Linked DNA regions of Homo sapiens: region 1 is linked to region 2. A link is a loop called in an ENCODE intact Hi-C map of the cell type or tissue named here. Cell type or tissue: PC-3. All regions are shown on one strand. Links, peaks and the distances in the headings refer to the core of each region. The heading gives the core; the rest is flanking DNA.

Region 1 (2,916 bases), core at 271-2,770, 75 kb before region 2:
CACCATGCAGTGTTCCAGGTATTCTAAGTACATTATCCTTATAATAACCCTATCCATAGGTTTTACTGTGTCTTATTTAAAGCAAGGGGAAACTGGATCTCAGAGACAGTAAGTCATCTCCCTAACATCACAGTAGTAAGTGTCAGAGCCAAACTCTTGAACATGGAGTGGAGAGTATGCTCCAAGATTCAACCAGAACGGGGGCAGTAAAGGATTGATGTGGTTGGAGGAATGGATTCAGAAGACCACTAGTTAATGGTGCCACTGGTGGAGGAGCTCCAGAAAGTGGGGTAGATAGTACATGTGGTCTGGAAGGTGATCCAGAAAGTGCTGTACACCTGGATGATCCCCCTGGGGCCTGGGGCCAGTCAGGGTTCTCCTGGTCTGGTCTTTACTGTGGCCTGCCAGAGGCTCTCCTAGAATCTCCTCATGTACAGCTGGTAGTCTAGACTCTGGCCAGCTGCTGTAGTGTTAGAGGTTATAGCAGGTACAAGGAGTTCTCAGGGTGGCAGCCAGAGGAGCTTGGTGCAAATCCAGCAGTCCCACCGGCCAGTTTGATGGTAGAGGGAGAGCAAACGAGACACTTTTCAAATCAAATATGCAGATTGACCAGGCATGATGGCTCACACTTATAATCCCAGTGTTTTGGGAGGCCAAGGTGGGAGGATCCCTTCAGGCCAGGAGTTTGAGACCAGCCTGGGCAACATAGCCAGACCTCGTCTCTACAAAAGAAATTAAGAAAATAAGCTGAGCGTGGTTGTCCACTCCTTATCTCCAGCTACTTGGGAGGCTGAGGTGGGAGGATCGCTTGAGCCTAAAAGTTCGAGGCTGCAGTGAGCTATGATTGTGGTACTCCACTCAAGCCTAGGCAACAGAGGGAGATTCTGTCTCTTAAAAAATAACATAGATGATATACACCATGTGGCCATCAGTCAGCCAATGGATATGACACATTGGAATCTCCAGAACCTTGAACAGTGGTGCTCTTTATCACAAGGAGACAAACTGAGAATTCAGGTTGGAGTTCAGGTTTTCAGGTAGCCGGAAGATGGAGACTGTGTCATCCATTCATTCATTTAACATTTTTGAGCACTATACCATATTCCAGATCAGCATTCTGGGCACTGAGGGATTCAACAATGAATCAGAAAAAGTCTCCGCCAGAAGGAGCTCATGTTCTGACAGAACACACCCATGCACACACACATCATCCAGTGGTAAAACAGGCTATGAAGGTCAGGGAAGGCGTCTTTGCAGAGGTGACATTGAATGGAGACTTGAAAGAAGTAGAGGACAGCCATGTGGAAATCTGGAGGAAGAGTGTTGCAGGCAAGAGGAGGCGCCAGTGCAAAGCTCAGGAGGCAGGGGTGTGATTGGCAGATCGGAGGACTTGAAAGAGAGCAGCTGCTGAAGCAGAGGGAAGAGGAAGAGTGCCAGGAATGAGTCAGACAAGGTAATCCCTGGTGAGCCACAGTGAGGACTCTGGTCTTTACTTGGAGTAAAGTGATAAGCCCTTGAAAAAAATCTAAGCAGAAGGCTGCCATGATAGGATGTCCTTTGTTTTTTATTTTTATTTTTCGAGAGACAAGGTCTTGCTCTGTCACCCAGGCCGAAGTGCAGTGGCACAGTCATAGCTCACTGCAGCCTCGAACTCCCGGGCTCAAGTGATCCTCCTACCTTGGCCTACTGAGTAGCTCGGACTACAGGCAGACACCACCTTGCCTGGCTAATTTTTTAATTTTTTGCAGAAACAGGATCTTGCTGTGTTGCTCAGGCTGATCTCTAACTCCTCGCCTCAAGAGGTCTTCCCGCCTCAGCCTCTCAAGTGCTGGGATTACAGGCATGAGCCACTGTACCTGGCTGTGATGTGCATTTTTAAAGGAGCATGCCCGCTTCCATGTGGAGGGGCTGCAAAGTGGAAGCAGGGAGGCAAGTGTAGTGGCTCCTGGGACAGTCCTGGGAGAAATCATGGTGGCAATGGACTGGCCTGGGGGTGGGGGAATAGCAGTGGAGGTGCCGAGAGGTAGTCCTGGATAAATTTCGAGGGAGTTGAAGATAGTTTTCTGCTGTGTTGCCTGAGGGCGATGAAAGAAAGGAGTCAGTGACAATTCCAAGGGACAGGAGCCTTCTCAAGGATCCTGCATGGGAGCCTTGGGTAAGACAGAGAGCTACAAGGGGCACCAGGAATTTGGGAAAGAAGATCAGAGGCCGGGGGCAGTCAGCAAGGCCTCCAGGAAGAAGTGGGGTGTGACCTGGGCTTCTGAGTTCGGAATACAGAGGTAGAGGAGGAAAGGGGGAGAGAGGATGAAGGGGTGCACGGCAAATGAATGAATGAAACCCAGAGCTGGGAAGGATCCTGACTTGACTGCAAACCATTCTGAAGGCAGGAAGCAAAGGTGTAGGGAGTTGTGCTGGAAAATTAGGGTGGGTCTGCATTGTGAAAGGCCTCAGAAGCTCAAAGCTGGACAGAGGAGTCAAAGTGTGCAGGAGTGAGTAAAGAATGGGAAACTGAGGCCAGTTGTGCTGGCTAATGCGTGTAATCCCAGCACTTTGGGAGGCTAAGGCAGGCGGATGGCTTGAGTCCATGAGCTCAAGACCAGCCTGGGCAACGTGGCAAAACCCCATCTCTACAAAAAACACATAAAAATTAGCTGGGCATGGTGGCACACACCTGTGGTCCCAGCTACTCAGGGGACTGAGGCTGGACAATCAGTTGAACCTGGGAGGCAGGGTTGCAGTGAGCAGAGATCGCACCACTGCACTCCAGACTGGGTGACAGTGCGGGACCCTGTCTCAGAGAGAGAAAAAAAAAAAAAAAAGAATGGGAAACTGGAATACAGCTAGAGTATGATCTGAGTGTGTAACACTTCATTGTTACATCTTTTCTTGATGTTCCAAAAGTAAAAGTAACTCCAC
Region 2 (2,916 bases), core at 254-2,753:
AAAGCAATCCGGAATTTGTTTTTGTTCAGCCGTACTGACCTAGCTTGTATTCCTTATCCCTGAACTGCTTGGCTTTCTAAGTTAAATGGATTAGTCTATTACACAAGCTTAATCTCTCATACTTGTGCTTGTTATCGTTATGCAATGCCCGGGTAGGGAAAAAAATAGCAGCCACATTTCATAAAAATATGTGTAATAATCATAGGATGGCTATAGAGCCACAAGGACTTTTTTTTTTTTTTTTTTTTTAGACAGAGTCTTGCTCTGTCCCCAGGTTGGAGTGCACTGGCGTGATCTCAGCTCACTGCAACCTCCACCTCCTGGTTTCAAATGATTCCCCTGCCTCAGCCTCCCAAGTAGCTGGGATTACAGGCACCTGCCACCATGCCCGGGTAATTTTTGTATTTTTAGTAGAGACGGGGTTTCACCATGTTGGCCAGGCGGGTCTCAAACTCCTGACCTCAAGTGATCCACCTGTTTCGGCTGCCCAAAGTGGAGCCACAAGGACTCTGACTACAAAACAGTGCACTTCCCTCTACTCTGAAGACAGCATAGTAGATCTATGTGTTAAATGGCTATCTAGCAGTAAATTGTGTTCCATAAAAATCAGAATTAACTTGTTGCTGTTAATGCATCACTAAGCCACCATTTGATGTTACTGTTACATTGGTGCATAAAACAACATCCTAGAAAGCTAAAATACTCAAAGTAATTTCCAGAAATTCATAAGTTTTAACGACCCTGGAGTGGTCTTTAGCTAATACGTCATTTTAGCATTTTATTGTAGGACACTGCCTTACAGGTTTATTACACAAAAGAAATAGTTTACCTTGTGCTTTTGCTATGGAGTCTGTCAAAGTGACAACTCTAAAATTCCCAAATGAATGCCAAGAAGAAATTTGCACATAGACGGCTGGGCATGGTGGCTCATGCCTGCAATCCCAGCACTTTCAGAGGCCGAGATGGGCAGATCATTTGAGGTCGGAAGTTGGAGACCTGCCAGGCCAACATAGCAAAACCCTGTCTCTACTAAAAATACGAAAATTAGCCAGGCATGGTGGTGCACACCTGTAATCCCAGCTACTTGGGAGGCTGAGGAAGAGGATCACTTAAGCTCAAGAGTTAAGGCTGCAGTGAGCTATGATGGCACCAGTGCACTCCAGCCTGGGCGACAGAACAAGACTCTGTCCCTTAAAAAAATAATAATAATAATCTGTATATCCATACCTTGTTTCCACTAGAGCCCTTTCCACAAGTTGCAATGTTTACCTTAGGGCTTATTTTTTATTTGCCTGTCTCCCCAACCAGGAAGTCAGCATGAAGTGGGCAGAGACCATACCTGGTCCATAACAAATTGGAATAAATATTTGGTGACTGAACAAGTGGATGGTCCTCTTATATAGAAATTAGAAAGAAGTCTTTGATTAGTTTGGGGTAAGAGAGGACAGGGCAGAGGGAAATGGTAAATAAGCCCACATGGTCACACCCAAGGACACACCCACCAGCTGGTTAGTTGAGAGGTGGAGAGAAAGGTGCTGAGTGAGGGAGGAGCACCCTCTTTGTTGAGGCAGAAAGGCTTCCTCATAGGAGATTCAACGGGGACTGAGGAAGTGAATGCAACACAGCTGAGGTGGAACAGTGAAAAAAATTTCACTTAGCTTTTAAAATTTCCTTTTCCTTAAAAAAGATAAAGGCCTTCCAATATGCCTTGGCATAACACCAAATAACCACCAGAAGTAGCCAGAGCCCAGTTTGAGCATCACAGTTGTAAATGTTTTAGAAGCTATTTCTGGCATGAGTCAACGGATCATGTAGGTAGAGGCAATGTATTGTTTGTGGAGTTTTTCAGCTGTAGGGGAACTATTAAAATCCATTTGTTTCCATTTGATAGGTAATAAAAATCATTAGTTGTCACTGGGTTTGGGAAACTTAAATGCCCATTACAGCCCTGGGGAAGGGTTTTTGGTCTTATGGAGTGAGTTTGTTAGCATTTACATTATAGTTGCTGCCTTAGGATAGTAGGCTGCTACAATGACTTCTTTGGGTAGCCATTTTCATAAGAAATAAAATACAAGATATGAGTAAGGTTAAAAAAAAAAAAGATAAAGGCCTTCATATGACCCACGCTGTTCACTCATTCTTCATTCAGCCTCTCCGTGAAAGGTTATCAATTAAGTTAGATAGAACAAATAAGCCCCACTATTCAATGGCAATGTAGAGCGACGATGGTTAACAGCAATGTGTTGTATATTTCAAAGTAGCTAGAAGACTTGAAATGTTCCCAACACATAGCAATAATAGACAGTCAAGGCAATGGCTACCCCAAATACCCTGACCTGCTCATTACGCATTCCATGCATGTAACAAACACTCATGTACTCCGTAAATACATAAAACATTGTGTATCAACGAAAAAATAAAATTTAAAAAATAAGGATTGGCAAGATTTTAGAAATAAGTTTTAGAGGCTCTCCAAAATCTTCCCATCATGCAGAATATACACTAGCTGGAAAAAAAAAAAAATGTAAAAGGAAAAGGCACCCAACAGTTAGTGGGTACTTGTTTTAATGGGTGTAGAAGAAAGTCTGAAACTGCAATAAATATCTGCAGTGGATGAAAGGATTGTTGAGGCCAGGAGTTTGAGACCAGCCTGGGCAACATAGTGAGACTGTGTCTCTACAAAAGAAATTTAAAATTTAATTTATTTAATAATTTAAAATGGTGGTGCACACCTGTAGACTCAGCTACTCAGGAGGCTAAGGTGGGTGATCACTTGGGCTCAGGAGGTTGAGACTGCAGTGACTTCTCCTTTCTCCTGTAGTGATAATACAATTTGTCAGTCATTCAGTAAACTTACATTTAAAGTACATTTATCATCATGTTATTACTCTGCCAGGAATTTGTTCCCAGGAAACA

Evidence for each region. Hi-C counts contacts between places; a loop is a spot of excess contacts. Peaks named below come from ENCODE experiments on the same cell type or tissue, not always from the same donor. Only the 100,000 strongest peaks of a DNase experiment are listed, where the experiment ranks them.
Region 1: a loop joins it to region 2, with 3 times the contacts of the local background. A loop is called at or near these places in 10 of 110 quality-filtered maps.

Annotation. Positions count from the first base shown.
Region 1 is chr10:24,943,448-24,946,363 of GRCh38, reverse strand. The region is part of intron 1 of PRTFDC1 (phosphoribosyl transferase domain containing 1); the gene reads left to right. Among named protein-coding and RNA genes, the nearest start is that of PRTFDC1, 7.7 kb to the left of the region's middle. In PC-3, for the core only: CTCF peaks have their summits at 1,034 and 1,233; a DNase peak (open chromatin) is centred at 1,273; H3K27ac peaks cover 1,251 bases.
Region 2 is chr10:24,868,403-24,871,318 of GRCh38, reverse strand. The region is part of intron 4 of PRTFDC1 (phosphoribosyl transferase domain containing 1); the gene reads left to right. Among named protein-coding and RNA genes, the nearest start is that of PRTFDC1, 83 kb to the left of the region's middle. In PC-3, for the core only: no CTCF peak of the experiment used is centred there; a DNase peak (open chromatin) is centred at 1,778; H3K27ac peaks cover 1,414 bases.